Regions from separate parts of the Homo sapiens genome. Here all the other regions are linked to region 1. The links are chromatin loops, found by intact Hi-C in ENCODE. Cell type or tissue: PC-3. All regions are shown on one strand. Region 1 overlaps LOC105377940 (a long non-coding RNA gene). Region 2 overlaps CDK19 (cyclin dependent kinase 19). Region 3 overlaps CDK19 (cyclin dependent kinase 19).

What was found. A loop is a pair of places that touch in the nucleus more often than their neighbours do. Peaks named below come from ENCODE experiments on the same cell type or tissue, not always from the same donor. Only the 100,000 strongest peaks of a DNase experiment are listed, where the experiment ranks them.
Region 2: it touches region 1 in a loop (3-fold over the local background); 10 of 110 quality-filtered maps call a loop at or near these places.
Region 3: a loop joins it to region 1, with 7 times the contacts of the local background. A loop is called at or near these places in 6 of 110 quality-filtered maps.

The regions. Positions count from the first base shown.
Region 1 is chr6:110,524,218-110,532,217 of GRCh38, reverse strand. LOC105377940 (a long non-coding RNA gene) reads left to right here. Exons shown (of 7, transcript XR_007059703.1): 7 at 1,276-1,536. Among named protein-coding and RNA genes, the nearest start is that of SLC22A16, 52 kb to the right of the region's middle. In PC-3, a CTCF peak has its summit at 3,964 (motif pointing left); DNase peaks (open chromatin) are centred at 2,677, 3,507 and 7,687; H3K4me3 peaks cover 370 bases; H3K27ac peaks cover 5,487 bases.
Region 2 is chr6:110,659,059-110,667,058 of GRCh38, reverse strand. All of the region lies in intron 4 of CDK19 (cyclin dependent kinase 19), which reads left to right. Among named protein-coding and RNA genes, the nearest start is that of CDK19, 150 kb to the left of the region's middle. In PC-3, no CTCF peak of the experiment used is centred here; DNase peaks (open chromatin) are centred at 4,358 and 5,458; H3K27ac peaks cover 3,851 bases.
Region 3 is chr6:110,614,656-110,622,655 of GRCh38, reverse strand. It overlaps CDK19 (cyclin dependent kinase 19), which reads left to right. Exons shown (of 13, transcript NM_015076.5): 11 at 490-568; 12 at 1,286-1,552; 13 at 7,990-8,000. Among named protein-coding and RNA genes, the nearest start is that of SLC22A16, 140 kb to the right of the region's middle. In PC-3, a CTCF peak has its summit at 3,618; no DNase peak of the experiment used is centred here; H3K27ac peaks cover 1,192 bases.

The DNA of each region.
Region 1 (8,000 bases):
ATCGTTGGTTTGCTTTCCTCTATTAGGAATTCAGAAGATAGTGCTTTCCAATCCCCTCATCCTGGAACGTGCTCTGAGGACACTGCCATTGCTCATTATCCTCATGGTCCCAAGCAAGCAAGATCAGCAGGGCTCAGGGACATATTGCACATGAGTGAAAACACTCCCTAGCCTGCAAAAGGAACCAGCCAAAATGTTTTTCAGCACTCTTGTGCTGTGTGCTGCCATAGCAATTCCTACTATATAAGACAATGGTAACACCATCAAGTTACATGTTATACCAGGTTTTCCTGGGATTTTATTTGCCTGCAGTCTGCCTCCTTTTAATCAATTTCTGTTCTTTCAGATCATCAACTTGTATTGATTTACATATGGGGGAATAGTCTAACCTGTGATTTCTGGAAAAGACAGCTTCTTATACCTCACTAAGAAGACACAGGGGCTGGTTATATCTCCCTGAGATCTTAGACATTCAAATCCTGCCTAACGAACATGAGCCCCTTCATTTACCCATCCATCACACCATGGGCTGGGCCACCTCTAAACCAGTTTCTAGGACTTGGGAATTTTTTTTGTTTTTTTAGACAAGGACTCACTCTGCCATCCAGGCTGAAGTGCAGTGTCACAATCACAGCTCACAGCTCACTGCAGCCTCTAGCTCCCCAGGCTCAGGTGACCCTCCCACATCAGCTTCCCAAGTAGCTCAGGTGACAGGAATGCACCACCACACCCAGGTAATTTTTGTATTTTTAGTAGAGATGGGGTTTCGCCATGTTGCCCAAGCTTGTCTCAAACTCCTGGGTTCAAGCGATCCTCCCACCTCAGCCTCCAAAAGTGCTGGGATTACAGGCGTGAGCCACCACACCTGATGAACTTGGGAATTCTTACAAGGTGACACCAGGGAAGCACTGCAAGCTTGTTAGAAACTGCCTTTGCAAAACTTATAATGGTGAGAAAATTATGACAGTGAAAGAGATCTGACCTGACCAACTTCGTCTTGCCTTTAACCTCCAAACTGCCCTGGTCATTCCTGGGCATGGGCCAAGCTAACTTTGGGAGAATTTTAGTTTATAGTTTAAATGATAATAACTCTTCCCAAAATGAAACTGCCTTTATAAAACTAATAAAAGTTCACAAGTTTAGGATTATGAGAGGGATTTGAATTCTGCTAAGATGTAGGCATAAAGGATTATCAGCCATCATTCCAGAGGTCACCAGATTTGTAACTTCCCCAATTACTCCTATAAATAACCTCACTATTGTAGCCCTTTTGAGATGTTTTTCCAGACTTTTGTATTTCTGATGACTGGATGACTCCACCTGGACCCGAGACTCATGACTCACCCAGTCCTGTGGCCCCACCCAGAAGTGGACTCAGAGCAAGAGGACCATTTTCCACACCCCAATGAGTGCATCCCCAACCAATCAGCAGCACCTGTTCCCTAGCCCCCTGACCACCAAACTCTCCTTGAGAAACCGTAGCCTCCAAATTTTCTGGGAGGCTGATTTGAGTAATAATAAAACTTTGGTCTCCTATGTAGCTGGCTCTATGTGTATTAAACTCTTCCTCTATTGCAATTCCCCTGCCTTGGTAAGTCGGCTTTATCTGGGCAGTGGGCAAGAAGAATTCACTGGGTGTTACATGTTGAAATAAATATATACCTGGATAACAGACAAGCTTTGTACCCTTCACAGAGACTCTAGGAATTTGCAAATCTATAGTGACAATGCCACCTCCAATCCCCCAACAACCCTCCCCAAAGTACTCCTCCGTCTTATTCTGCATCACACATAACTAAACACATTTTGCTCTTATTTAATAAGGGAAAAACACATTGTGATTGTTGCTTTTAGAATAGTTGGTCCAAATTAGATAATTAGAAAAATAGTTCCCATAGATGTAACTCAAAACAGTAGGTTTGTATGACACTATTTCAAAAACAAGTTTTGTGGTTAAAATAATACCTCCCTTTGGGAGATAAGAGTTTTGGCATATTAAAGGCTCCAAGAAGTCCTGTGACAAAGACATTTTGTGGAACTCTGTTTTCACAGGACATCTATTAACCTCTCTCAGTACAGTCATGAGGAAAACATGTCCTGAAATCTGTCTTGAAGTTCAAATTTTCAGCATCCTCAGGCATATTCACCCACCGGGAATCCTGGTTTCAGCTGCCCCATCCTGCTGCTGCCCTCTCTCCACTGATCCTCACCGACTCCCTTTGTTTATGGGACAGGGCTCAATAATGGGGAAGATCAGGGTCCCACACACTTTCTCAGAGCTTAAACTAAGAGGGGAGGGGAGCTGACGGTGGAGGGAAAAGCTGCCTCTTCTCCATGATTGTCCTCACCCACCCTCTTGCCTACAGGGGGCTGCTTCTCTTGTGTGGCACATTTGCTTTCACTATTAATAACTGTATAGTTATTTTGCCATCCTATTCTAGTTGTGGACCAGTTGGAGCGGGGCATAGACATAATGCGTGAAGAAGGATGCTGACCCACAGCTATTCTTCCAGAAAAAGGCAGGCACCCCCAAAGTACAAGGGGAAGGGCACTTCCCCTTAGCCAGGTGGAGGCTGGCATGGAACATAAAGTCTTAGTTGAAATGGATATGGCAACCACAAGGAAACATGTGACTTTGCAAAGAGAGACAGATGGACAGTGACTCAGACAACTGTACCATACCAGAAGCACACCAGCTTCCTGAGCACAGAAACATCCATCTCCAGCCCAGCGATAGAAATGTTTGTAAAACAGTGTAACAAGATTCTGCCCAGTTTCCCACTAGGTGTCCGGGGAAATGGGTGGCTGGAGGATAAAGAGGAGGAGGAGGAGGAAACAGGCGCGTTCTGGCCAGTAATTCTCTCAAACGGGATGAGTATTGTTGCCAGCAGGACTTCTCAAAGGAAGGTATCTTAGTTCAGGCTGTCATAACAAAATGCCATAGACTAGGGGGCTTACAAACAACAGAAATTTATTTCTCACAGTTCTGGAGGCTGGTACCCCCAAGATCAAGGTGCCAGCTGGTTCGGTGTGTGGTTAGGGCCTTGATCCTCATAGATGGCCAAATTCTCACTGTAACCTCACAAGGCGGAAGGGGTGAGGGGTCTCTTGGGGCCTGTTTTATGGGGACACTAATCCCATTCATGAGGGCTTTTTACGACCTAACAACCTCCCAACGGCTCTGCCTCTTAATACCGTCATTTTGAGGGTTAGGATTTCAATATACGAATTTGAGGGGGACACAAATATTCAGGTCATAGCAGAGAGTGACTTCCATTTGTCAATGAAACCAGACTGTGTACGTATCACTCTTGCCATCCATACCATGGTTTGCATGTGATGTTGGGCAACAGGTTTATTTGGCTACATTCATGCCCACATCCACTAGACATGCACACTCTTCCCAAGGAGAGGGAAAAAAAAGCTAGAAACTGGTTATGTAACAATCATTAGTTTTATAGCTGAGTAAGTTATGAATAATAGTGCTTTCAGCGATTTCATTACCAATCTGCCCCCAGGAGCAAGATGAAGCTGATAAAATATTTATGGGCTAGTAAATTTTTTCTACTAATTTGCAAGGCTATAATAAAATCCATGAACTTGATGGCCTGCAGGAAACATAACAAGAACTAGGAATGTAGAGTAATTTGGAGCTAGAAAGCCTCTTAAGGCCCTACAGGAAATGACTCCCAGAAAGCAGATGAATCACAGTATTTTAAACAGAAAATAATGATGTTATGTTTGTACTTAACCAGTTATAGCCTGAGAACAATTTTCCACAAGGAAATTGTGGAAATTTCCTGCTCTCCATTATTTTTGCCTTAAGAAATAAAATTAATTCAAGTATATAAAAAACAATATTCAAATAAAAACAATTACTGGAACACAGTGTATCCTGTAATGAATATGAACTTTTAGGATTGTAATTGTTAAGAAACTACAGTATACACAGTCACATTGTGCCCTCTTGTGGCAGAAATATTGTTGTGCTCCGAGGACACGCCCTGGTGTATTTTATTCAGTAATTAATCAGGTTTGTTTGGGGGAAGTCAGTTCAAGTGAAAAGATGGTTTGCAGAAGGTAGTTGGCAAAGAGTTGTTTCTGGGGCACTCTAGAGGGTGCACACCTGGAAGGGGCCGTTCTTAGCCAGGGGAGCAGCTGTCAAAAGGTTTCCTGATGTTTTAACACATGCTAAGAAATACCCATCACAGAATGCTGCTTCAATTGTCTGTCTAATGTTACACTTGCTCATTTAAAATATTTTATTACTAGTTATCCTCATCTATAAATAACAGTAATTGCTATTATTTAGTGAAACAGGCAGTTGATGCACAGTATCTCATTTAATCTCAAAACTATAAGGTAATATAAGGAAACTGAAGATCGCAGATATTAACTAATGCTGTAGTTTACCTAACTAGTAAATGGAAGAGCTGGGATTTGATTTAACTTCCCATGTTTCCATAAGCCTATGCACTTTCCATTCTGCCAAGCTGACTCTCTAGACAAATATTTCCTGAATACTGAATACATGTGAGACTCTGTTGCTGGGTCCCCTGGAATTGACAAGGTGTAAGTAATATACTCCTATCCTTCAGGAACTTATGGCGTAAATAGGGAAATAAAAACATACACGCAAAAGAAACTGCCATACGAGGCAGCATACAAGGAATATCCATGTAGAACTTTTTTTTTTTTTTTTTTTTTGAGACGGAGTCTCGCTCTGTTGCCCAGGCTGGAGTGCAGTGGAGCGATCTTGGCTCACTGCAAGGTCCGCCTCCCGGATTCACGCCATTCTCCTGCCTCAGCCTACCGAGTAGCTGGGACTACAGGGGCCCGCCACCACGCCCAGCTAGTTTTTTGTATTTTTAAGTAGAGATGGGGTTTCACCATGTTAGCCAGGATGGTCTCGATCTCCTGACCTCGTGATCCACCCGTCTCGGCCTCCCAAAGTGCTGGGATTACAGGCATGAGCCACCGCGCCCGGCCATGTAGAACTATTTTTTAAACAAATACACAAAAGATCTGTATAGTCATGTACACTTCTCCCCTTCAGAGCAGTAGAGCTATATACTTTCTGCAGTTACTCTCCTATTGCTTTTGGATTTGAGTGTGAGCAGGACTTGTGGCTTGCTTCTAAGCCATAGAATACGGCAAAGCTGTTGGGATGTGTGTGATTATGTGTGAATACATGATTATGTTACATAAGATATTAGTACCCATCTTGCTGGGGTCTCTTTCTCTCTGGCTTTGAGGAAGCAAGTGATTACGTTGGGGAACACGTGGCAAAGAACTGTGTGGGTGGTGTCTAGGAGCTGAGGGCAGTATATTGAAGTCCTTAGTCCCAAAACTATGAGAAACTGAATTCTGCCAATAAGTGCCTCTAGTTGAGCAGTAACATTGTTACTCAACAATAGATAACTAGTACATTTATCTTTTAAAGTTTTATAATTTTAAATCTTGCATTTAGGTCTTTGATCTATTTCAAGTTGCTTTTTGCTTTTTTTTTTTTTTTTTGAGACAGAGTGTTGCTCTGTCACTCAGGCTGGAGTGCAGTGGCAGGATCTCAGCTCACTGCAACTTGCAACTCTGGGGTTGAAGTGATTGTTGTGCCTTGGCCTCCTGAGTAGCTGGGATTACAGGCATGCACCACCCATGTCCAGCTAAGTTTTGTATTTTTAATAGAGATGTGGTTTCACCATGTTGGCCAGGCTGGTCTCCAACTCCTGGACTCAAGCAATCTGCCCACCTTGGGCTTCCAAAATTCTGGGATTACAGGCATGAGCCACCATGCCTGGCCTCATTTCAAGTTAATTTTTATAGATGGTGCAAGTTTCCCACTGTCAGGTACAGGCTGACATTCTCTTTTTTTTTTTTTTTTTTTTTGACTTTTTTCTCTTTTTGGCATATGGGTATCCAATTGTTCCAATAACCAATGTTGCAAATATATCTTTTGTCCACTGAATTGCCTTGGCATCTGTATTAGTCTGTTTTCACGCTGCTAATAAAGACATACCCGAGACTGGGAAGAAAAATAGGTTTAGTGGACTCACAGTTCCATGTGGCTGGGGAGGCCTCACAGTCATGGTGGAAGTTGAAAGGCACTTCTTACATGGTGGTGGAAAGAGAGAACGAGAGAAGCGAAAGCGGAAGCCCCTTATAAAACCATGAGATCTCATGAGACTTATTCACTACCACGGAAACATTACGGGGGTAACTACCCGCATGATTCAATTCTCTCCCACCGGGTCTCTCCCACAACATGTGGGAATTTATGGGAGTATAATTCAAGATGAGATTTGGGTGGGGACACAGAGACAAACCATATCAAAGTCTTTGTCAAAAGACAATTGGCCATATATATGTCTATTTCACTGCAACCTGCACCTCCGGGGTTGAAGTGATTCTTGTGCCTCAGCCTCCTGAGTAGCTGGGATTACAGGCACGCACCACCATGTCCAGCTAATTTTTGTATTTTTAGTAGAGATGTGGTTTCACCATGTTGGCCAGCCTGGTCTCCAACTCCTGGACCCAAGCAGTCCACCCACCTTGGGCTTCCAAAGTGCTGGGATTACAGGCATGAGCCACTGTGTCTGGCCTCATGTTTCTAGGCTCTCTGCTCAGCTGATCTATGTATCTGCCTTTATGCCAGTGCACACTGTTTTACTTATTGTAGCTTTTTAATAATTCCCGAAATCAGATAGAATAAGTCTTCCAACTTCATCTGTTCTTTTTTCACCAAAGATATTTGGCTATTCTAGATGCTTAACATTTTCATAAAATATTAGAATGCAAGTTCATTGCCACGCCAGAGCATCCCCTTTTCTGCCCTGTTGTCCCAGGCCAAGAGCCATAGCCTCTTTGCTTTAGTTTCCTCAACCCTGGATAACCTGTCCCGTGGCTCACAATTTCAGGGGACATGTGTCAAGCTCTCTGAGAGGTTTCCTTGAAGCTCCTCTTCAGACTTATGGTGAGAAAGTGTCATCACCCCTCACAGGGTAGCAGCAGCTCTCACCAGGAACTCTTCCCGTAAGCCCACTCCCAGTGGAGTTCCAAGGGGAGAGCCACGAGACTGTTTTGTGCCTTCTATGTGGCCTGTATTCTTGGCCACTTGCATTGAATGTCTTCATCTTGGTCTGTCTCAAAATTTGCTTTGTGTCCAATATTTATCACGTCTTGGTGTTTCACTCAACACTTCCAATTCAATGTTTTGTTACTCATCTAAATTTAAATGTTACACGTTTAGATAATTTCATCTAGAATTTTTAGTTGTTTTATAGAGGAAGGGATGTTCAGGGAGTTGAGTTTGCAATAGTCCCAGAAACGGAAGTTTGCAATTATTTGCTTACCCATTATTGCTGCTATTTTCTTCCTGTTACCATTATAGTTATCGATCAATCATATGGAATGTACAAATTGTTTCTCTGTAGTGCAATCTTGTCACAGAACACAGAACTATCCTTTTTGGGGAGGCAGAAGAAATAGAGTAATACTTTGCCTTTTGAATATATTGGGAAGAAGAAAAGTGCTCAGATCTCAGTAAAATCTGAACATTTCTAGGTCCTTTTCAATACTTAGATGTAGCTCTTGTGAGTACTAAGTACTAAACCTCCCAGCTGGGGAATGTTACATAGCAGCATTTAAATGGGAGATGAACAATCTTAACCACATGCTGGTTCCGAGGCACTTTCCTGCAGAATGACTATATAAATCCAGGTGAGTGCTTGTAAAACACACAATTACACCCCCACAGAGTGGACTGAAAGCACGTAGTCAGGCAATGAGCACAGTTAATAATATGGCTATAAAAGAAATACAGGATCTCCTTCACTTTTTTTTTTAAAGGAAAAGGCCAATATTTATGCTTGAATGTCTTTATAGTTTGAGACACATTTTTTATTAAAATAAATTAATACATAATTGATGATGTGTATATACATATGTACCTTTGTTTGGGGTCGATATTTTTTATAACCTTGTAGTTTAAACCCAGGGGAAAA
Region 2 (8,000 bases), 130 kb before region 1:
CTTAAGATCTAAACTGAAATAATGACATTGCATCTAGTAAAAAGAATGTTATCAATATTAATAAACAAATGAATAAATAAATCTAACAGGTGGTATATACTTATTAGGCAAATTAGCTGCAAGTTAGTGTTTGATTTTACTTTTTTTTATTCAGTATACATGTAACCATTATTTACTGATATCAGATTATATTGCTAGATATTCATCTTCACATTGTTGTTATTTTAGTTTATGTTGATGCAAGTTTCTTTTGTTTGTTCTTAAGAAGATATGGTTATGGAATAGCTGTAATCCTCATTTTCTCCTCAGTTTATGTTGGAGGTTTTATTTTGGCCCCACAACGTGATTTCATGATCTTTTGTTTCTTAGGCTTTTGAGAATTCTGGGGATATGGTAGGGATACATCTAGGTAAATTCCATTTTATTAACTGATGAGCAGTGTTTATTGACGAAAGGATCTAGTTAGTATCCGTTGGGACCTTGTCAGTCAGGGCTACTCATCTGACTTGACCATTCTTGCTGTGATATTGTATAAATTGGGGTTAAATGATAGTGACCACAAAAGATGCATTTACCATATTAATGGAAGCATTTCTCCTTATAATTTTTTTTTTTTTTTTTTTTTTTTTTTTTTGAGACAGAGTCTCTCTCTGTCGCCCAGGCTGGAGTGCAGTGGCGCCATCTCGGCTCACTGCAACCTCCGCCTCCTGGGTTCAAGCAATTCTCTGCCTCAGTCTCCCAATTAACTGGGATTACAGGCACCCACCACTATGCTGGGCTAATTTTTTTTTTTTTTTTGTATTTTTTAGTAGAGACAGGGTTTCACCATCTTGGCCAGGCTGGTCTTGAACTCCTGACCTCGTGATCCACCCTCCTCGGCCTCCCAAAGTGCTGGGATTACATGTGTGAGCCACCGTGCCCAGCCTCTCATAATTTTTAACTGTAAGATTCTTTGAGGCTTCCATGTGTCCACTTTACTATTAGCTCTGAATCAGCATGTTTTAAAATGATTATTGGGCTGGGTGTGGTGGCTCATGCCTGTAGTCCCAGCACTTTGGAAGGCCGAGGTGGGTGGATCACTTGAGCTCAGGACTTCGAGACCGGCCTGGGCAACATAGCAAAACCCCATCTCTAACAAAAAATAGAAAAATTGGCTGGGCGTGGTGTGCTCCTGTGGTCCTCGCTGTTTGGAAGGCTGAGGTGGGAGGATGGCTTGAGCCTGGGAGGTGGAGGTTGCAGTGAGCTGAGATCACTGCAAACTCTGCCTGGGCAACTGAGCCAGACCGTATCTCAAAACAAATAAACAAAAAGATTATTGGGTACATGATGTTGTTCTAGATCATGAGAAGAACTCTTTCATAAACGGGCTTTTAGATTTTAATCTGCTGTGCACTTAATGAAACTTATGCAGGTTATATTTTTGAGGTTATGTTCATGTTTGAATCATTGATCAGAATCTTTTATTGAAGATTAATTTATCTGAGCTCCTCTCTCTTTTTCATAAAATTCTATATTTTGTTCTAAACAGCATAGCTTAACATATTTTATTCATGATATTGTCACCTGAATGTCCACTGATACCAAAATTTAGTATGCCCAGGACTCAGTTTCCTCCCATTCAGATTTGCTGCTGCTTTAGTGTCCTCTCTTTTGGTTATGGCACCACCCTCTTCCTAGCCTAGAAATTTATTTTACCTCTTTGCAGACCCTTCTTTGCACTCCACATTCAGAACTTGTCAAGTTCTTTCAGTGTTGTCTCTAAAATATGCCTTGCACTCATCTATTTTCATCTCTAGTCCTCATTCCTAGTTCAGGCTTTTATTACCTCTTTCTTGCATTGTGATACTAGCCTCTATACTTGTCTGTTGTCAACAATCTGTTTCCCTTCCAATCTACTTTCGACCTTCTGACTAATTACTCAGCTCCTGCTCAAGAACTTTGAAATAGTTCCTCATTGCTTACAGACTAAAACTCTACTTCCTTATTTGGCTTTCAGAGTTTTACCAATTATAACTTTAACTGCCTTTAAAATTTTTCTCTATCCCTGTCATCTTTCATGTATACTTTACTACTGAACTATTGAGTGTTCCCTGTCTCCTCCTGGGATTTCCTGCCTTAATGGCCTTTATTTCCCCTATCTTAAAACCCCTTATCCCTGTCTCAACATATTCAAATACTATCTGTCTTTCAGGGCCCAACACAAATGTTAATTAAAACTTACCCTCATATCCATGTCTACTTGGAACCAATCTCTTCTTGTTGTTGGTTCCTGTTGTACTGCATCTTTACTTCTGTTATGGCATTTATCTATTAGTATTATAGCAGTTTAGAGATCTCTTAGAACATCTCGTAGCCTGTGAACTTCTTGAGAGAGCAAGATCTATGTCTGACTCTTTTTGTACACTACTGCCCCTGTACACAATAGGTGTTGAGGAAGTATTTCCTCAGTGAATGAGTATTAGGGAGAATAGTACTGACATTTTGGGGATCAGGCATTTGAATACACTATCCTTAATGAACATTTTTTGTTTTCTTGTATGTGTAAAGCACAGAGGGATGGGAACAACACAAATATGACCATGTCAAACACCTTCTTCTCAAGGAGCCTTGAAGAAATATGACATACACACAAACAATTATACTATAAGATAGATGAGAGAGAATGTGATTGTAGCTACATGAGAAGTACAGACTGAATCTATGCAAGGCCAGAAGAGCTTCTGAGTAGGGGATAAGGGTAAGTTTGAAAGAGCAGGTTGCATTTGAGCTGGACTTTGAAGGATGACTAGAATTTAAATAGAGACTTGGGTGATGAGGGTAACCCAAGGGAGTTTTAGATGTAAAACTTCTGAGGTAAAGAAGCACTTGGATTATCTCAGAAAGGATGTGCAGTTCTGGTTGGCTCAAATATGGATAAGCTGAATTGCAGTAATGTGAGGTCATGCTCAGAAGATATGGGTTGGAGCCTACTAGAGTTAGAGAGTTTTTGGGGTCTTTTTGTTTGTTTAAGTACTGACAGTTTGTGAGCAACAGAATGATTTTTTCCCCCACTAGAAAAGCCACCACTGATTATTATTACCTCATCAATGGCATGAACACAATGTTGAAAATGCATTCTGAATATGGTTCTTACGTAGTATAGCACTGGTTTATATTTTACCCACACATTTACTGAATGCCTCCAACTCCTCAAGTGAGTAACTCTAATAAGATTTGAAATTTTGAACTGACTGGGCATGGTGGCTCATGCTTGTAATTTCAGCATGTTCGGAGGCCAAGGCAGGAGGATCACTTGAGCCCAGGAGTTCAAGAGTAGCCTGAGCAACATAGTGAGTCCCCATCGCTACAAAAAATAAAAAATTAACTGGGTGTGGTGGTGCATACCTGTAGTTTCAGCTACTGAGGAGGCTGAAGTGGGAGGACTGCTTTAGCCCAGGAGGTCAAGGCTGCAGTGAGCCACGATTGTGCCACTGCGCTCCACTCCAGCCTTGGGCAACAAATTGAGACCCTGTCTGAAGAAAAAGAAACTTTGAACCAACAGGAATCTAGTCTGTGATAGCCTCTTCAATTCTTGATTCACTAATCTTGAGTCCTGATATCTGTGCCATATTGTCATGGTTTTGCCAAAGTACTTTCAGGAGTAGATTTAAACTGTATGCTTGCTTTATAAATACATTCTGTAGTAGATACAGAAATATAAAGTATATGAAATATGAATATGGTCTTAAAAAGAGGATGATGGAGACATTTGAAAAATTATGTTTTGTGAGTTTAAGAGTTGCTGTTGTAGTCAGTGACTAGTTTTGTTTTTCTTAATGCTTCATTTTCTATTGCTGTAAGAAATTTGGCTTGACACTATTTGATAGTCACAACTGAGTGCTCACCATCTCTAAATTTCATTTGATGTGAGAAACCTGGAAAATCCATATAATTAAATGTGTTAGAGTAAATATAAATTTACAGTATAATATAAAAAATTTAAAGTAAATAAAAGTCAGTGTTTTGGACATCACACACAGAGGCATTACATCATCATAAAGGTTGGTGTTTTTCATTATGATTGATTTTATATCTGAATCAATATTTTAATTATGTCATTCGAATCCTAGAATTTAATACAGAAATAGAGAATGTAAATAAAGTCACCAAAAATAACTTAAAATGAAGAATTGCTTTAAAAGGAAAGGAGAAAGAGAGCTAAATATGTTCATCTTGGCTGAGAGACAGTGAAGTAGAGGCATAAGTCTATAAATATTTGGAACTTGTAAACACCAAGGGAGAAAAGATGTATTTTAATTTTATAGCAGGATATAGCTAAGAGTAAGAAAATGAAATATAGGATGACTCATTTTTATGGGATTACTATTTTGGTAGATTGGAAGAATGCCAAGATATAGTTTATCTCTTTTTCAAAATTATGAGCTTCTTGAGAGCAAGGTTCATATCTCAATAATTTTTGTAGTCCCAGCATTGGCATATTGTTTGTGCTCATAAGTTATTTGAATTGAATTTCAGCAAGGCATCTGGCAATTTCACATTATTCTTTAGCAATGATAGAGAAATGCCAGCTAAATGATAATATTATTAAGTGGATTTATGACTCCTTCATTTCAGAATCTTGCTACTAGATCAGTGATATAAATTGAACTATCAGTTAGACTATTTCTTTTTCATTATCATATCCCAGAACCTAGTACACAATAAGCACGAAGTCTTTATTGAATGAAGGATTTGAATGAATGCTTTAGGGTCTCAACCTTAGGTCTGTCTTTTAAAAAATATGTGTGGAGGCCAGGTGTGGTGGCTCATGCATGTAATCCCAGCACTTCAGGAGGCCAAGGCGGGTGGATCACCTGAGGTCAGGAGTTTGAGACCAGCCTGGACAATATGGTGAAACCCTATCTCTACTAAAAATACAAAAATTAGCTCGGTGTGGTGGCACATGCCTGTAATCTCAGCTACTCGGGAGGCTGAGGCAGGAGAATCGCTTGAACCTGGGAGGCAGAGATTGCAGTGAGCCGAGATCGTGCCACTGCACTCCAGCCTAGGCAATAGAGCGAGACTCAGTCTCCCCCCCCAAAAAATAAAAATACAAATAAATAAATAAAATGTGTGGAGTTGCCATCCCAAAGCTCTTTTCACATTAGTGGGTGAATTTGCAGTCTTTTGAAGTCTGTGGGCACAAATAAGTATATGATCTGCAAACATGGTACAGTATATCAAAATTTTGTGAGATCCAGTTGAGAGAGAAAATAATTTTGTATCCAGGAATCTTTTGGCTTTTATTGTTAATTAACAGCTATTAAAATGTCTAGTAGCTGTTACTTCTGTCACAGAAGTAAAAACTTATTCTATTAGAGGTCTATCCGAATGAAGTAACAAAAAACCTTGCCAATACTTTGAGTCAGATATGATTTCTTCATCTGATTAAAGGAAATGATGCAAACTGGGTAGGGTGGCACATACCTGTAGTCCCAGCTACTCCAAAGGCTGAGGTGGGAAGATTGCTTGAGGCCAGTGGTACAAGGCTGTAGTGCGCTGTTTGTATCTGTGAATAGCCACTATACACCTGTCTGGCAACATAGTGAGACCCCATCTCTAAATAAATAAAATAAAAAAGAAATGTTGCAATAGATATTCTAGTTGCAGAGGAAAGTACAGATATTCCCCAATTTTTCATAGAATTACATCTCATTGGAACCATCATAAGTTGAAAATATTATAAGGCAAAAGTATGTTTTTAACTTCTAGTATCTTCAACATACAATGGGCCTATCCAGAAGTAACCTCTTTGTAAGTTAAGGAGCTTACTGAATGTGTATTGCTTTTGCACCATCCTAAAGTCGAAAGATCAGTACATTGATCCATTGTAAGTTCAGTGATTTTCAGAATTCAAAATATGTTTCCTAATTTTCCCCATTGAAAGTTGGGAACCATCTATATATTATATGACTTTGGATATTTTTTCATACTTATTAGAAGCAAGTTATTAGGTATAGTCCACACTCAAGGAGAGGAGTTTACACAATAGTGTGTATACCAGGAGGTGGGAAAGATTGGAAACTATGTCTGAAGCTACCTATTGATAGGGACAGGAGGCAGGGAAATTCTGGGCAGAAGAGGGTGGGTCCCTGGTGAAGTTCCTACCCTCAAGCCTAAAGGCCTGATACTGTGGCCCAAAGTGAGAACTTACATCCCTGTTTTCCCACTTGAATGTTGCCTTTTCCAAAACCACCCATGACTTGCCCTGCTCCCCATCCTGTGCCCATAAAAACCTCAGGCTCAGCCGGCAGAGAGGAGAAGCAGCTGGAGGTTGGAGACTGGTTGCATATTGGAGATAAGCAGCTTGACTTCAGAAGGACAGCTTGATGGTGTAGCTTTGGAGAAGAGTCTAGTTGGAGATGGCTGGACTTTGGGGGAGATTAGCTTCCTGCTCCATCCCCTTTTCAGCTCCCCTTCCTGCTGAGAGCCACTTTTATTGGCAATCAGATCCCCTACATTTACCATCTTCAGTTTGCCCAGGCGACCTCATTCCTCCTGGATGCTGGACAAGAACTCGGGTGCCACGAGTGCAGGTGCAAAAGGCTGTCACACCAACCCTCCACTGAGCTGTTAACACTTAAGCTGTCTACAGATGGCAAAGCTAAAAGGGCACTGTACCATTCCTTCTGTGGCTTAAGGGGTCATGGGCACACCCCTTAGACACTGCCATGGGCCCCGCACAGAGTTTTGCTCCTGCTGGCACCCAAAAGTACTCGCCCCGGCTCCTGTACCCACTCGCCTGCATGCTTCCCCTCCTGAGAGCAGGTCGAGTGAGTGGAGTTTGCCCCTGCTGGCACCCATGCACTCCAGTTCCAGCCTGCGAAGGGGTCAGGGAAATATCCTGTTTCACTATCAGAGTTGAGGAAGGTTTTAAATGATATTTGGGGCTAGCTGTGATGGCACATGCCTGCAGTCCCAGCTACTCAAGAGGATAAGGTGGGAAGATACCTTGAGCCCAGGAGTTCCAGTCCAATTTGCATAACATAGACCCTGTCTCTAAAAAACAAAACAGAGCAAAAATTAAATGATACCTGGATCCTGTTATTGTCATTTTTTATTTAGTGGAAATGCAATGAAGAAAATGCAAAAAGTCCCCACCTTTCATATATAATTTTTTCATGTGTAAAAGTTACATGGATGGTAAGATCTAGCGGCGGTTCTGGTTGGAAAGAGCTAAAAAATAGTTATAATGTACTAGTTATCTCTTCCCTTTTAGAAACATTGTTCAGTGATTTTCAGAATTCAAAATATGTTTCCTAATTTTCCCCTCCTCTCCTCTCCCCTTCTCTTCTTCCCCTCCCTGCTGTCGAACCACAGATTTAATCCACTTAAGTTCAGAGGATATATTCAATTGAGGTCCAGAATTTATCACTTTGAACATACCTAGACATTTCCATCTTTTTATGCAGTCTGAGGCCTGTGCTTATCACTAGTATTAGTACTTTCTTATTTCTATATTCTACTCTTTTGTGTAAAGCAGAGGCAAAAATGCGAAGAAAAATTTAAATAATGGCAAAACATTGTTTTCCAAAGCTGGTATTTCTGCTGAATTGTAACAGCTAGCCAAGAGGCATTGAAAGGACACTATGCAGAAACATGAAAAAGACCTTTAGCTGAAGAGAGTGAAGATATCTCTGTATGAAAGTCTAATACTATGTATGCAAAAGTCAAAGACCACCCTCTGTTTTCACTCAGCTGTAAGAAAAATGCTGTACTGTTCATCTTTCTGAACATTTGATTAAAAATAAGTGCTTAGAAATCTCTGCATGCAGCATAGCTTCTCTTCATAAGTTGTCTGACAAGGAGATACAGCAGGTCTTTAATTTTGTCTCTGCTAAATAGGGCCTGATAAGGCAAAACCCTTAAAATCTTACTGTAACCATTATGCCAGCATTTTGCAGGCATTTAATATCGTTCTCTAGAGTTTTAGCCTTACTTAGTCCTTAAGATATAGAAAC
Region 3 (8,000 bases), 90 kb before region 1:
GCTGCAGAGAGGGATGAATGAAAACAAGTATTTTAGGAACGACCATTTGTCAGTTTTACAGATGAAAACTAAAGCTGATAACAGATAAGACCTTTACAGACCAATTGGCCAGATCAGAAATTCAGCCAAACCAGTAGGCAACAGAAGTTAATCTGTCTTTCAGAGCATGTCCACTGCACTACAAAACCTCTCTACTCCTTCATCCTTCTTAACCCCAAGTATAGACTTTGTGTTTTCATCTATAAGAGGTGTAGTTTTTCTTGTTAAGGCAAATACAAATTAAGTTATTTTTGGCGCTAATGAAGTTAGTATAGAGAAACTTCTGTGTCCTATATGTCAACTAGCTAGCAGCAGTCAAGATTTGAACACTAGCCACAGATGAAGAGTAGGAAATAAGTGAAGAAAAACAAATTGGAATTTTAAATTAACAAGGTAATGATATTACAGATTTTAGATCATGATATGTTTTTTCTTTTTAATGATTTTTAGTGTATTTGCCGGCTGCCAGATTCCATACCCCAAACGAGAATTCCTTAATGAAGATGATCCTGAAGAAAAAGGTGACAAGGTATAAACTGCACGGTATACTTTCACTTCCAAAGAGCAAGGGAGGCAAAAAGATAGTTTAGGTATCGTTCCATAATTCCTATACATTTAACCACCTTTTCTAATATTTAATTAAATTTGAATGTATCTTATTTTCTGTGGAAGTTTGGGGATTGTAAAGGTACCTTGAAGTTTGAAGTATGACCAGCTCACAGATACCTGAGCTTCCGGTGTGTGTTACAGCCAGTTCTACTCCCGGATTCCCACTTCTTGCTCTTTCTGTTTGTTTGGTGTCACTACCACCCCTTTATGCAGGCTGGCTTTTGCTAGCATCACTCTGTTCTTTCGTCTTAACTGGATATATTGGCTCACTCTCCAGACCGCTCTGCCTTTCCAGAATCACGATTGAAAAGATTTCTTCTAGCTGTTTTAATGAGCTATAAGAAATGTATTTCTAATGTGCCTGTGGCCTTCAGTGAGATGTCTGTGACTGATTTGGAGGATCACTGTGCAGTCTAAATGAACTTCAGGGAAAGAGTCCTGTTTGGGGCTCAGCGCCTTGCCCTTTGGGAACACTGTGTTCCCTGGCTGCTCCATTCTCCAGTCCTCCCCATCACTCTAGTGTCCCACATAGATTGCTCCCCCAGGTTGGTCAGCAGCCACATGTGCATATCAAATAATTAAAGAAAGCTCCTGTTAATTTGGTTTCATACCAAGCTTGCTTTTTTCCCCTTAAAAGAATCAGCAACAGCAGCAGAACCAGCATCAGCAGCCCACAGCCCCTCCACAGCAGGCAGCAGCCCCTCCACAGGCGCCCCCACCACAGCAGAACAGCACCCAGACCAACGGGACCGCAGGTGGGGCTGGGGCCGGGGTCGGGGGCACCGGAGCAGGGTTGCAGCACAGCCAGGACTCCAGCCTGAACCAGGTGCCTCCAAACAAGAAGCCACGGCTAGGGCCTTCAGGCGCAAACTCAGGTGGACCTGTGATGCCCTCGGATTATCAGGTACTCCCTGAATGTCTAATGTTCATATGCTTTATGAAGTGGGGAAAAGATTTATCCTAGATCCTTTTAGAGTTAAGTAACACTTAACTCTTACATTTGACTGTGCAATCCTGTTTCTAGGGCATTCTATGAAGAGGAAGATTTTCATCATATTTCATGTAATTGTAAGATATCTCGTATTCTGACTTGTTTATCCTGACACCCGAGGAGAGGAAGGTAGGGAGGCCAGTGCCCCCATCCTTAAAGAAAATTTCATCATTTTACCCTTATAGCTGCCTTAGCAGTTCTGGTGTATCAGAAAAAGATACGTAGATACGCAGTTGAAAAGGGAAGGGGAGTGGTGTCTTACTTTGGACAAAATTAATTGCATTCTTTAGAAAGATATGCTCTTTCTGGGAGGAAGTAGCTACATAGATAAAGAAGAGAAGGGGGCTAAGACTGAGGCTTTTCTGAAATAACTGTTAAGTCTCATTAGAAATAATTTTGAGACTAGAAAATACTTTTTGTTATTCAGATAAAAAGAGAACACCAATTGCAGTGCTAATTCAGGAAATTAAAGGAGCTAAGTCTAAGGATTGGTATTTGGAGAGAGGTAAAAATACCCATTGTGATAACCATAGGAAATTTTGAAAAAAAAATTTTTTTTCAAGGTAGTAACAAGTTAAGAAACCATCTAGGAAGAAGGGAAAACTTAAGTTTTTTGTTTGTTTGTTTTTTTGTTTGTTTTAAGTTTAGAACCACAGTCCCTCCGGGAACTCTTGCAGATGAGTGCATAGGATAGAGATAATAGAAAACAAAACCTCTGGCAAGGGAACCATAAACTCACTGATAAGGAACTGCAATAAAGAGAAACTTTAACAAGAAAGACATAACAAATAGCTGCATAAACTGCCTTCACATTTTGAATAGCTCAACAAACTAATGTGTTTCCACACAACTACTCTGAAAAACTTCTCTTCAGAATATCCCTGCAAGCAGAAGAGTACATAATACTTCCACTTGGTTCCAATTAAACAAATTTAGGCTTCAGTTTGATCTACTAAAAACAGCTTGCTAGCTGGGTAGTAGCATGAGCATATTTGAATTTTGTTATAAAATCTGTTTCCCCTCCATTATATGAGCAACAAATGCTTACTATATACTGGTTCATCTTTGTGTGTCTGATTGAATTATATTAACCTGTGTTAAAAAATAATAATAATTTGCCTAAACACTTGTTAAAGTTGGTAAGGCAGACTTTATTCAAGGCGGGGCCATGTTAGTGCATAAAGGGACCACTGCAACAGGGGCTGGCAGTTGGGGAGGAAGACTGGACTCAATTCAGACTCCTACATGACAAGTGGAGAGGTATAGCCAAAGAGCAGGGTGGGGATCAGTGGATGGAAAGTTACCAAGAGGAAACATCCAGGATAAAAGGTCTCTGGCTAAACTGACTGCATAGTATTAGGCTGAAGGGAGGCCTGGGTAATAAGCTTTTAAAGGTGGGGGATTTTTGCCAAGCCAACTTAGCAAGATTCTTGCTCTAACAGGATTCTCCAAGGACAGAGGAAAGCCCAAGGTCAGGCCTAGTCAAGCAGAAGACTCACAGAGCTCCCTCCAACACGACCCTGTAAAACTTCCCTCCAGCCTCTTTGCAGACAACACCTCCTCTACTGTGCTGCCCCAGGCAACAACATGTTTTCATACCTTCTGTAATAAACCTGCCTTTCTTTACCCAAAACCATCTTGGTTAAAACCTTGACTGCCTGAGAGCAGCCTGACTGCAGTTTTTGTCAAAGGAAAGAGTCTTTGTCACCCAATTGTAGTCAATTATAGACAGATTACTGTATTTCTTTTTTTCCCCAAATTCAAACATTCTTTGAAATGCTTTTCTATGTCCATATTGTTCTGTTGACTTAAAAATAAACCTTTCATAGCTGAGTCCTGATGTCTGTGGAAAAAAATAATAAACCTTCCAACATATCTATTAAATGAATAGATACAGCTATTTAGTTGGAGAGACTGGCATGAGGGGCAGTCAGGTGTCCCATTACACCGAACTTGCAACTCATACACCATCTAGGGGCCAAGGGAAAAACTTTCCTTTCACTCTCTGAAAGTTCGCTGAAAAATCAACTCACAAAAGGCAGGTTAATTGGAGAAAATGTCATGGGTGTGACTAGCTAGGGCCAGTGTCTCAGGCAGTCAAGGTTTTTACTAAGAGTTCTGGGTAAAGAAAGGCAGATTTATTACAGAATGTATGAAAACATGTTGTTGCAACAGACAGCATAGCAGAGGGAGGGGCTGTCTGCAAAGAGCAGGGGCTGGAAGGAAGTTTTACAGGGTCTTGCGGGAGGGAGCTATGTGCCAAATGAGGTCATTGTGCCCACCAGTTGTTTGTGACTAGCAGTGTCTCAGAACAATTGTTCATTGTTTTTCCCCACCTGGAGCCCCTTCCTCCTTGTTGCTTACTTATCAGGACAGAAAGGCATACAACTTTGATACCAGTGGGCTGAGGGAGGTCCCCAGATGCTGGTGGGACCTCAACCCCACCCTGTGTCCAGGCTCCTAACACCATCGGGAGAAGGAATTAAAGGATGAGTCAAAAATAGCAAAAGTATGGAGATTTATTGCAGAGGGAAAAGTACACAACTCAAGAAAGGGGAGTGTGGGTATACGCAAGAGAGAATCTGGCTGGGGACAGTGGCTCATGCCTGTAATCCCAACACTTTGGGAGGCTGAGGCGGGTGGATCACCTGAGGTCAGGAGTTCAAGACCATCCTGGCCAACATGGCAAAACCTCGTCTCTACTAAAAATATAAAAATTAGCTGGTTGTGGTGGTGCAAGCCTGTAATCCCAACTACTTGGGAGGCTGAGGCAGGATAATTGCTTGAACCTGGGAGGCAGAGGTGCAGTGAGCCGAGATCGCGCCACTGCACTCCAGCCTGGGTGACAGAGTGAGACTCCATCTGAAAAAAAATAAATGAATAGAGAGTCATGCAGTCTGGTTTGGGTTTCTATCTTTATGGGTTTCTTTAACCAAAGGGTGGAATATTCATGAAAATTCCTGGAAAAAGGGGGAGATTTCTTGGAACTGTGGTGCCACCCATTTTTATGCCAAATATGGATGTTCTTGGAACTGTCATGGTGCTGGTGAGTGTGTGATTTAGAATGTTAATGAGCATATAATGATGTCCTAGGTTTTTAAGCAGAAATTCAAAGTGTGTTTCATGTAGTCTTTTTTTTTTTTTTTTTTTTTTTTTTTTTGAGACAGAGTCTCACTGTGTCACCCAGGCTGGAGTGCGGTGACGTGATCTTGGCTCACTACAACCTCCACCTCCTGGGTTCAAGTGATTCTCATGCCTCAGCCTCCCAAGTAGCTGAGACTACAGGCATGTATCACCACTCCCGGCTAATTTGTGTGTGTGTGTGTGTGTGTGTGTGTGTGTGTGTGTGTGTGTATATATATATAAATAATTTTATTATTATTATTATTTTTTTAAGTAAAGACAGGGTTTCGCCATGTTGGTCAGGCTGGTCTCAAACTCCTGACCTCAAGTCATCCACCTTCCTTGGCCTCCTAAAGTGTTGGGACTACAGGCGTGAGCCACTGTGCCCGGCCAGAAATTGTCCATTTTTATGGTTTAGGGTCAACAAAGTGTAGACAGCCATGTAGAAACATGATTGGACAGAAGGGGTATGATCTGATGCTAATAGACTGAGGGGGAAACCCAACATGGCCTGTCTAGGTTCCTGTTGGTCTCTCTAAGCGTGCATTCCTGCCTCTGGGTGTGGGGCAGGACCCCCTCTGGGACAGGAGTCTCATGACCTACAGTCAGACAGGATATGCCAGATCATTTCTTTATGTCCAGTTTTTACACAGAAAGGTAGGGGGAAGTTAGAGTAATATTTTTAGGTTTCACAGCTGGTGTTGGGGAAGTGGGGTTCTGGTTTCTATGGCTTGCCTTAGGGAAGGGGAATTCTAGTTTCTATGGCTGGCTCTGAGGAGAATGGGACTGTGAGACAAGAGGGCACAAAAAGGTCAGAGAAAAACTTTTGCTCCTGAGGCCTTCATTTTGGGGTATTGTTTTCTGTGCCCCAACAGTTCCATTAGTAGAGTTTCAAGGCTTTTGAGCTGCTTCATCAATGTATTGTAAGCAAGTACAATTAGCGCTTTGAAAAGCGGGACATTGGCTTATTTTCTGTCTAAAAAACCCTTTGTCATTAAAAAAGCTATGTTACAGCACATTAGATTCTTACATGTTTACATTATACTTTATGGCAAAATTGCCCCAAATAACGTATGAGTTGAAAGAACATTTTTCATAATAAACTTCAAAATAAAACACGTAATTAAAATTTGGAATTTTTAAAGACTTCTGTAACCAATGTGACTATTCAGTTGTGCAACTTAGGAAGGGGCAAAACTAAGTTTTGTTTTGTTTTTTTTTTTTTGAGATGGAGTCTCCCTCTGTCGCCCAGGCTAGAGTGCAGTGGCGCCAATCTTGACTCACTACAACTTCTGACTCCTGGGTTCAAGCGATTCTCCTGCCTCAGCCTCCCGAGTAGCTGGAACTACAGGGACCCACCACCATGCCTGGCTAATTTTTGTATTTTTAGTAGAGATGGGGTTTCACCATGTTGGCCAGACTGGTCTTGAACTCCTGACCTCAGGTGATCTGCCCAGCTCAGCCTCCCAAAGTGCTGGGATTACAGGTGTGAGCCACTGTGCCTAGCCACAACTGAGTTGTTTTTAACCAAAACTACCTTAGTGCCCTGTTATCTTGGACCAGATATTCCAAGTCGTTTGGCAGCCTTTGAGCACTGAGCAGGAGGACCTTGCTGATCTGTTCTTTCCTAAACCCCCAGTGCCACCTCAAGATAATTTACATGTTTAACTCAAAGTGTAACCGCCCGACAGGTTCTTCTTGCTCGCTGCCCAGATAGAGCCAATTTATCAAGACAGGAATTTCAATAGAGAAAGTTTAATACACATAGGGCCAGCTAAATGGGACATCAGAGTTTTATTATCAGCCTCCTCAAAATTTGGAGGCTAGGATTTTTCAAAGATACTTTGGTGGGCAGGGGTCTAGGGAATGACTACTGCTGCTTGGTTGGGGATGCAATCAAAGGGGTGTGAAAAATGGTCTTCCTGTGCTGAGTCCACTTCTGGGTGGGGGCCACAGGACTGGTTGAGTCATGAGTCTCAGTCTGGGTGGAGTCATCCGAAATGCAAAAGTCTGAAAAGCCTTCTGAAAAGGTTGACAATAGTGATGTTATTTACAGGAGTAATTGGGGAGTAGCCAATTGACCTCCAGAACAATGACTGGTAATTGTTTAACTGCACCTACATCTTAGCAGAATTCAGGCCTCTCTCATAATCCTAAACTTGTGGCCTTTTAGTAGTTTTATAAAGGCAGTTTAGTTTTGGGATGGACTATTGTCGTTTAAACTATAAACTAAATTTCTCCCAAAGTTAGCTTGGCCCATGCCCAGCAATGACCAAGAACAGTTTGGAGGTTAAAGGCAAGATGGAGTGGGTTAAATCAGATCTCTTTCACTGTCATAATTTTCTTGCTGTTTAATTTTTGCTAAGGAAGTTTCAAAAGTAATAGCTTTATTACATATATTCTTTCCCACTTTGCTTACAAGAAAAACCAGCCTTCTGAATATAGCCAAAGATACTACTTCCAGCTATGCTTGTCTCTTACATACTGTTCTTATTCTATAGATGATTTTTCCTTTTACACATTTTTTTTGTATTTGCGTTAGGTACTATGAAGATGAAGGTTTCATTTAATGTAATAAAAATACATTGAATTGAAATGCATTTTTCTGTCTTCTCTTGAAGACAATCATATGTGAAAATTGCTTTATTCTAAATGTTACCTGAAGTTTATAAAACCCACATGTTGCTGCCGCACCCCACCTAATCTTGCCTTACTTTGTCTCGTAGGTAGAACTCCTGATACCCCTAGCTTCTACCTCTGAAAACCCTTTGCTCTAAAATAATGATTTCTTAATCACAGCTTTGTTATTTATAATGGGAAAAATAATAGCATGTCAGTATACATTATGAATACTATTGATTTCAGTATGCCAAATTGATTATTCTTGTTTGCACGTCTCAGTTATGCAAAGGATTGTTACACCCCAGAATTGGAATAAAGAGAAATGGGTCCGCTGAAATTTCCCCTTTTCCTTTCTTTCCAGTGTAGCTTATCTCCCACAAAAATCTAGCCAAATTTCATGCCTGCCAGAATGTGTGGTTACAGTGGTGGCAGGCTGTGATTTCAAATAAGCAAAATGTGTTAACAACTTAAGTTAGCTGTCAGCTATGTGTGTCTGAACCAGGAACCTAATGAAAACGGCTTATATCTCTATCCTACTGTGATGAGCATCTTGAGTCATCCTCTTCCTCCATCAGTAATTCCCTTTTCCTGTTTCCTTCTCCTAGCACTCCAGTTC